2 separate regions of the Homo sapiens genome follow, and region 2 is linked to region 1. Evidence: read pairs that join two places in POLR2A ChIA-PET (ENCODE). Cell type or tissue: GM12878. All regions are shown on one strand. Links, peaks and the distances in the headings refer to the core of each region. The heading gives the core; the rest is flanking DNA. Region 1 overlaps NFX1 (nuclear transcription factor, X-box binding 1). Region 2 overlaps SMU1 (SMU1 DNA replication regulator and spliceosomal factor).

Evidence for each region. Peaks named below come from ENCODE experiments on the same cell type or tissue, not always from the same donor. Only the 100,000 strongest peaks of a DNase experiment are listed, where the experiment ranks them.
Region 2: POLR2A ChIA-PET joins it to region 1 with 5 read pairs; 5 of 35 experiments call an interaction of 5 or more read pairs at or near these places.

Annotation. Positions count from the first base shown.
Region 1 is chr9:33,296,087-33,299,007 of GRCh38, forward strand. All of the region lies in intron 2 of NFX1 (nuclear transcription factor, X-box binding 1), which reads left to right. Among named protein-coding and RNA genes, the nearest start is that of NFX1, 7.0 kb to the left of the region's middle. In GM12878, for the core only: no CTCF peak of the experiment used is centred there; a DNase peak (open chromatin) is centred at 1,565; H3K4me3 peaks cover 2,427 bases; H3K27ac peaks cover 2,198 bases.
Region 2 is chr9:33,051,381-33,054,301 of GRCh38, forward strand. It overlaps SMU1 (SMU1 DNA replication regulator and spliceosomal factor), which reads right to left. Exons shown (of 12, transcript NM_018225.3): 10 at 1,743-1,910. Among named protein-coding and RNA genes, the nearest start is that of SMU1, 24 kb to the right of the region's middle. In GM12878, for the core only: no CTCF peak of the experiment used is centred there; no DNase peak of the experiment used is centred there.

The DNA.
Region 1 (2,921 bases), core at 167-2,666:
TGGCTGATTTTTGTATTTTTAGTAGAAATGGGGTTTCACCATGTTGGCCAGGCTAGTCTCAAACTTCTGACCTCGGGTGATCCGCCTCGGCTTCCCAAAGTGCTGAGATTACAGGCGTGAGCCACTGCGCCCTGCCTAAAACACACATTAAACTGTGTCACTCCTCTGCTTAATTCCGTTTACTGCTTCTGCCTTACTCAACAGTCCCATCTTCTGCTGCCTCAATATCTACCACATTTTATTCCCTGGATTCTACACTTTTTTGTCTTTGCATGGTGTTGCATGTGGCTCCCTCTCTTTAGAATTTCTGTCACTCAGTTCGCTGACGAAGTCTTACTCATTTTTCAAAAGCTACTTTAGGCCAGGCATGGTGGCTCACACCTGTAATTCCTGCACTTGGGGAGGCTGAGGTGAGAGGATCACTTGAACACAGGTGTTCAAGACCAGCCTGGGCAACATAAGGAGACCCTGTCACTACAAAAGAATTAAAATAAAAAAATTAGCCAGGCATGTTAGCACATGCCTGTAGTCCCAGACACTCAGGAAGCTGAAGTGAGAGGATCACTTGAGCCCAGGAGATCGAGGCTGCAGTGAGCTATTGTACTCCAGCCTGGATAACAGAGCAAGACCCTGTTTTGCGGGGGGAAAAAAGTTACTTTAGTCACATGTCCAGGGAACCTTTTCTCACCTTTATAGATAGCGTTAATCTCTTACAGCCCTCACGCTTATGTCTTTCTCTTAAATTTGCATGCTTCTATTACAGAACTTACACTGGAAACCATAATTTATTTATGCTTCATTGTCCTCCACTAGTCTGTAAGCTCCTTAAAAACAGACACTGTATATTTCTTTTCTTTTTTTGTGACCCTGCTGCCCCACACAGCTCTTGAAACATAGTAGGTACTCAGTTCTGACCATTAAAAAGTTCATCCTTATATTGAACTGAAAGCTTCTTTCCTTTCCTTCCTATCCTTTGGTTCAAGTTTTATCCTCCGGAGCAGCATAGTAACTAGTCTGTCTTCTCACAGCTCCCCCTCTCCTTACTGCAAATCAGCTTTTTGCAGTATTCGAAGACATCTATCATTTTGCCCTAAGTGTATATTTCATCAAGCTGAATAGTTTTATTCTGCTAGCTCTTCCTCCTGGACCTTCACTATCTTAATCCCTCTCCAGTTTAATGTGAGATACAGCCCAACCCTTGAAGCCACCATCTACCCAGGGCCTGTTTTTACACCAGCCTATAGTTCTAGTTTCTTGCTTTATCAGGATTATTCTTGGAACCTCAATGTATATGTGAAGCAAAGCAATGTTATACCAGAGTTGTTACTGAATCCTTAAGGCTGGTTAATAATTACCTCTTGCTTTATAGTGAATTATCACAATGTAGTGGCTTATGATAACACACATTTACTATGCCACTGTTTCTGTGGGTCAGATGAATGGGTCCTGGTTAGCTGGGTTCTCTGCTCAGTGTCTCCAAATTTGGCTAGGCATGTGATCTCATCTGAGGCTCAGGGTTCTCTTTCAGTCACTGGTTGTTGGTAGGATTCAGTTCCTTACAGATGTAGGACTGAGGTTCCTGTTTTCTTGCTGGCTGTTGGCCAGGGGTGTCTCTCTCAGCTCCTAGAGGCCACCTGTGTTTCCCTGCCACATGACTCTGTACACAACATGATAGTTTGCTTCTTTGAGGCCTGCGGGAAAGCAGCTGCTGCCACTTCAGATCTCTCTGACTTCTGTTTGATTTTCAACTCTTTTAAAATGGCTTACTTGATTAAGTCAGGCCCACCCATACTCAAGGGGAGGAGATTATATAGGGTATGCATACCAGGGAGGTGGGAATCTGGAAGACCATCTTAGAATTCTATTTAACAAATCTCTTGGGGCCTTAACATTCTCACATTATTCATATCATTTTTGAGAACACTTCATTCATATTTGTTGCATAAATACTATATACCAAGCACTGTTCTAGGTACAGGGAATGCTGATGGAATTTACATTCTGGTAGGGAAGACAGGCAGAAAGCACTTAGATATTTAATATGTCAGGTGGTGATAAGGACTAAAAAGAAATATTAAGAAGGTTAAGAAGACAGAGTGACAAGAGTGCTATTTTACATAGGTTGACCTCTTTGATAAGGAGACATTTGAACAGAGACAAGAATGAAGTACAGAAATGCACCATGTGGCTAGCTTGAGAAAGAGCATTCTAGGCAGAGGGAGGAGCAAATTTAGATGTGGGGAGGGGTATTATAGGCAATGAAGATAGGGGCAGGAAAGGTGGTCAGAGAAATAGCAAGGGCTGGATCATGTGAGTCCCTTGGATTTGGTTCTGAGTAAGATGAGAGGCTGCTGGAAGGTCCTGGGAAGAGGGATGTCATGAACTTACATTCTAAAATAATCACTTAGGGTCTGGATGTGGTGGCTCACATCTGTAATCCCAGCACTTTGGAAGGCCAAGGCAGAAGGATTGCTTAAGCCCAGGAGTTCAAGACCTGCCTGGACAACTTAATGAGACCCCATCTCTGCAAAAGGCAAAAAAATAAAAATTAGCTGGACGTGGTGGCACATGCCTATAGTCCCAGCTACTCAAGAGGTTGAACTAGGAGGATCGCTTGAGCCCAGTGGGTCAAGGCTGCAGTAAGTAGTGGTTGTGCCACTGCACTCTAGCCTGGGTGACAGAATAAGAACCTGTCTCAAAAAAAAAAATATTATTAAGCTGCTGTGTGGAGAATAGGCTCTAAGAAGGCAACAGGACAAGTTAGGAGGCTATTGCAGTTGTTCAGGTAGGAGATGATGGAGACTTAGACTGGAGTAATAGTGTGGAAAAGGTAACAATTGGATAGATTTTGGATGTATTTGGAAGGAAGATTTTATGCCTGAGCAACTTAAAAGAATGGAATTGGCATTTACTGAAGTGTC
Region 2 (2,921 bases), core at 305-2,804, 240 kb before region 1:
TGGTAGACACCTGCCATTATACATTTGTCCAAACCTACAGAACATACAACACCAAGAGTGAATCCTAATGTAAACTATGGCCTTTGTGTGTTAATGATGTACCAAATGCAGGTTCATCAGTTGTAACAAACGTACCACTCTGGCACGAGATACTGATAGTGTGGAAGGCTGTGCCCGTGGGAGGGACAGAAGAAATATGGGAACCGTCCGTATTTTCTGCTCAATTTTGCTGTGAACCTAAAACTACTCTTAAAAGTCTATTTTTTAAAAAACAACAAATTATGACAATGGAAAACTGATCAGTAGTTGCCAGGGGCTAGGGTTATGGGGAAGACGTGACTATAAAGATGTAGCATGAGAGTTTCTTTGGGAATAAAACCATTCTGTATCCTGGCCAGGCGCAGTGGCTCACGCCTGTAATCCCAGCACTTTCGGAGGCCGAGGCAGGTGGATCACCTGAGGTCAGGAGTTCGAGACCAGCCTGACCAACTTGGAGTGACCCCGTCTCTACTAGAAATCCCAGCTACTCGGGAGGCTGAGGCAGGAGAATCGCTTGAACCCGGCAGGCGGAGGTTACAGTGAGCCGAGATCACGCCATTGCACTTCAGCCTGGGCAACAAGAGCAAAACTCCATCTCAAAAAAAAAAAAAAAACAGTTCTGTATCCTGATTGTAATGGTGGTTACATGACTCTATACATGTAATGAAACTTTACAGAATGATTATATCCCTGCTTAAAAATAAATAAATAAATAAAAAGAATGCATGTAAAAACTGGTTATATCTAAATAAGATCTGTAATAGAGTTAATAACTGTACCAATGTCAATTTCCTAGTTCTGATCATTGTATTATCATTATATAAGATGTTATCATTGGAGGAATTTGAAGAGCGAAACACAGGAACTCTTCTGTACTATTTTTGCAACTCTATGTGAATCTAAAATTATTTTTTCAAAATAAAGTATTTTAAAAAGTCAAGCACAGAACTGTGAAGTGTGCTCAGCAGATGCACTGGGCAGCTGTAGCTATTATGCAGTGGCCCAAAAGATACTGCGGACCAGCCATCTCAGCTATGGATTCTCAACTACTACTCCATCAGTTACAGAACTCAAAGAATGGAAAGAGAGTACTACACACCAGCCCCTGGGTCTTCTCTATGGTCAGCAAGATCCCCAAGTGTCCAGGCCAATAATCCAATAGCACTACCATACATACCTAGGGCTTGGGTCCTCAAACTTGATGCTTCTGACACCCCCAGTGCTACTTCACAGTCCACAAAAGTGAGATTCCTTGAGAACCTTGCAGGTTTTCTGATTAAAAATACACCGAGGACACTGCTGCTGCCTTTCTCCTATTAGTGTTCCACTTTAGATCGTGGTAGCTGGGAGATGTCCTGAGTTGGTAATCCATACTACACTGTATCCCCCTAACTCAGACAAACACTGTTATCTTAAAATCTTCAGTGAGGTTCTGAAGGAGGCTTAAAGACAGATAGGAGCTTCCTTTATCCGAAGGATGAAAGTGCTTAATATACAAACATCCAGGGGAAAGGAGATCACTTTTGAAATACCAAACAGATGTTTTATGGAGCTATAAATAAATCTGAAAAACAAATACAGCTTAAACGGTTTACAGAGAAATGAACCCAAATTTGGTTATTGGGAGGGTGGGCCTGGACCAGGAAGTGCTGATTTGGGAATGGCCCACAGTTCCTGTGCAAGGGTACGTTCTGAACACTCACCTGCCCCTGCATGTTCATGATGACCACCGTGTTTGATCTGTTGCACACCACAAAGTGCTCAGGGTTTTTAGGAAGTAGAATCACACTGTTGACGGTAATATCTGTCCCTGCGGTGCTGCCCAGGGATTTAAAGGTATTTGAACATTCTGTGGTCTTCATATTCCAGATCTACCACACAGAAATTTAAGTTATAAACCTTTTTTAGGTATAAAAATTTCTAAAGTTTTAGGGTTTAAAATATTAACAGTTTACTAAAAAAGAATAGAAATGATTCAGGGGAAAAAAGTTTCTTACTTGATTTTAGGTCCAATCAAATACCCAGCACTGCCATATACAGTTTTCCTTCGGTATCTGTGAGGAATTGGTTCCAGGATCCCCTTTAGATACCAAAATCCAAGGATACTCAAGTCCCACACATAAAATGATGTATTTGCATATAACCTATGCACATCCTCCTGTATGCTTTAAATCATCTCTAGATTACTTATAATATCTAATACAATGCCCGCACACCACTTCCTTTGTAAGGATTCAATGTAGTACTTGGCATGGGGCAGATTTAAGTTTTGCTTTTTAGAATTTTGTGGAATTTTCTTTTTTTTCCCCAAATATTTTCAATTTGTGATTGGTTGAATCCATGTTCCGGATACAGAGGACCAACTGTAATAGAGTAAGCATTCATCATGTATTTGTTGATTTATTGGCAAAGCCAAAGTCACAAACTAAAACTTAAAAACTTTTAAAAATCTATGATCTTTTCTCATACATTTTTCCTTAGCCAATAGAGCTCTCTCTCTTTAAAATTAGTTGTTTGTCAACACTGCTACTGTCATAAACAACCAGAAAGCTACCCTTGTCTGGATATCAAAACCAAACAGGGGGTCGGCCATGGTGGCTCACGCCTGTAATGTCAGCACTTTGGGAAGCCAAGGCGGGTGGATCACTTGAGGCCAGGAGTTCAAGACCAGCCTGGGCAATATAGTGCGATCTTGTCTCTATGTAAAATAATTAAAATAAAATACAAACAAACAAAACAAAAACCGCTTTTCTTTTCTTTTTTTTTTTTTTTAAAGAGATGAGATCTCGCTATTTTGCCCTATTGCCTCTGCTGGCGTTAAACTCCTGAGTTCAAGCGATCCTCTCACTTCAGCCTTCTGAGTACGGGACTACAGGCAGGTG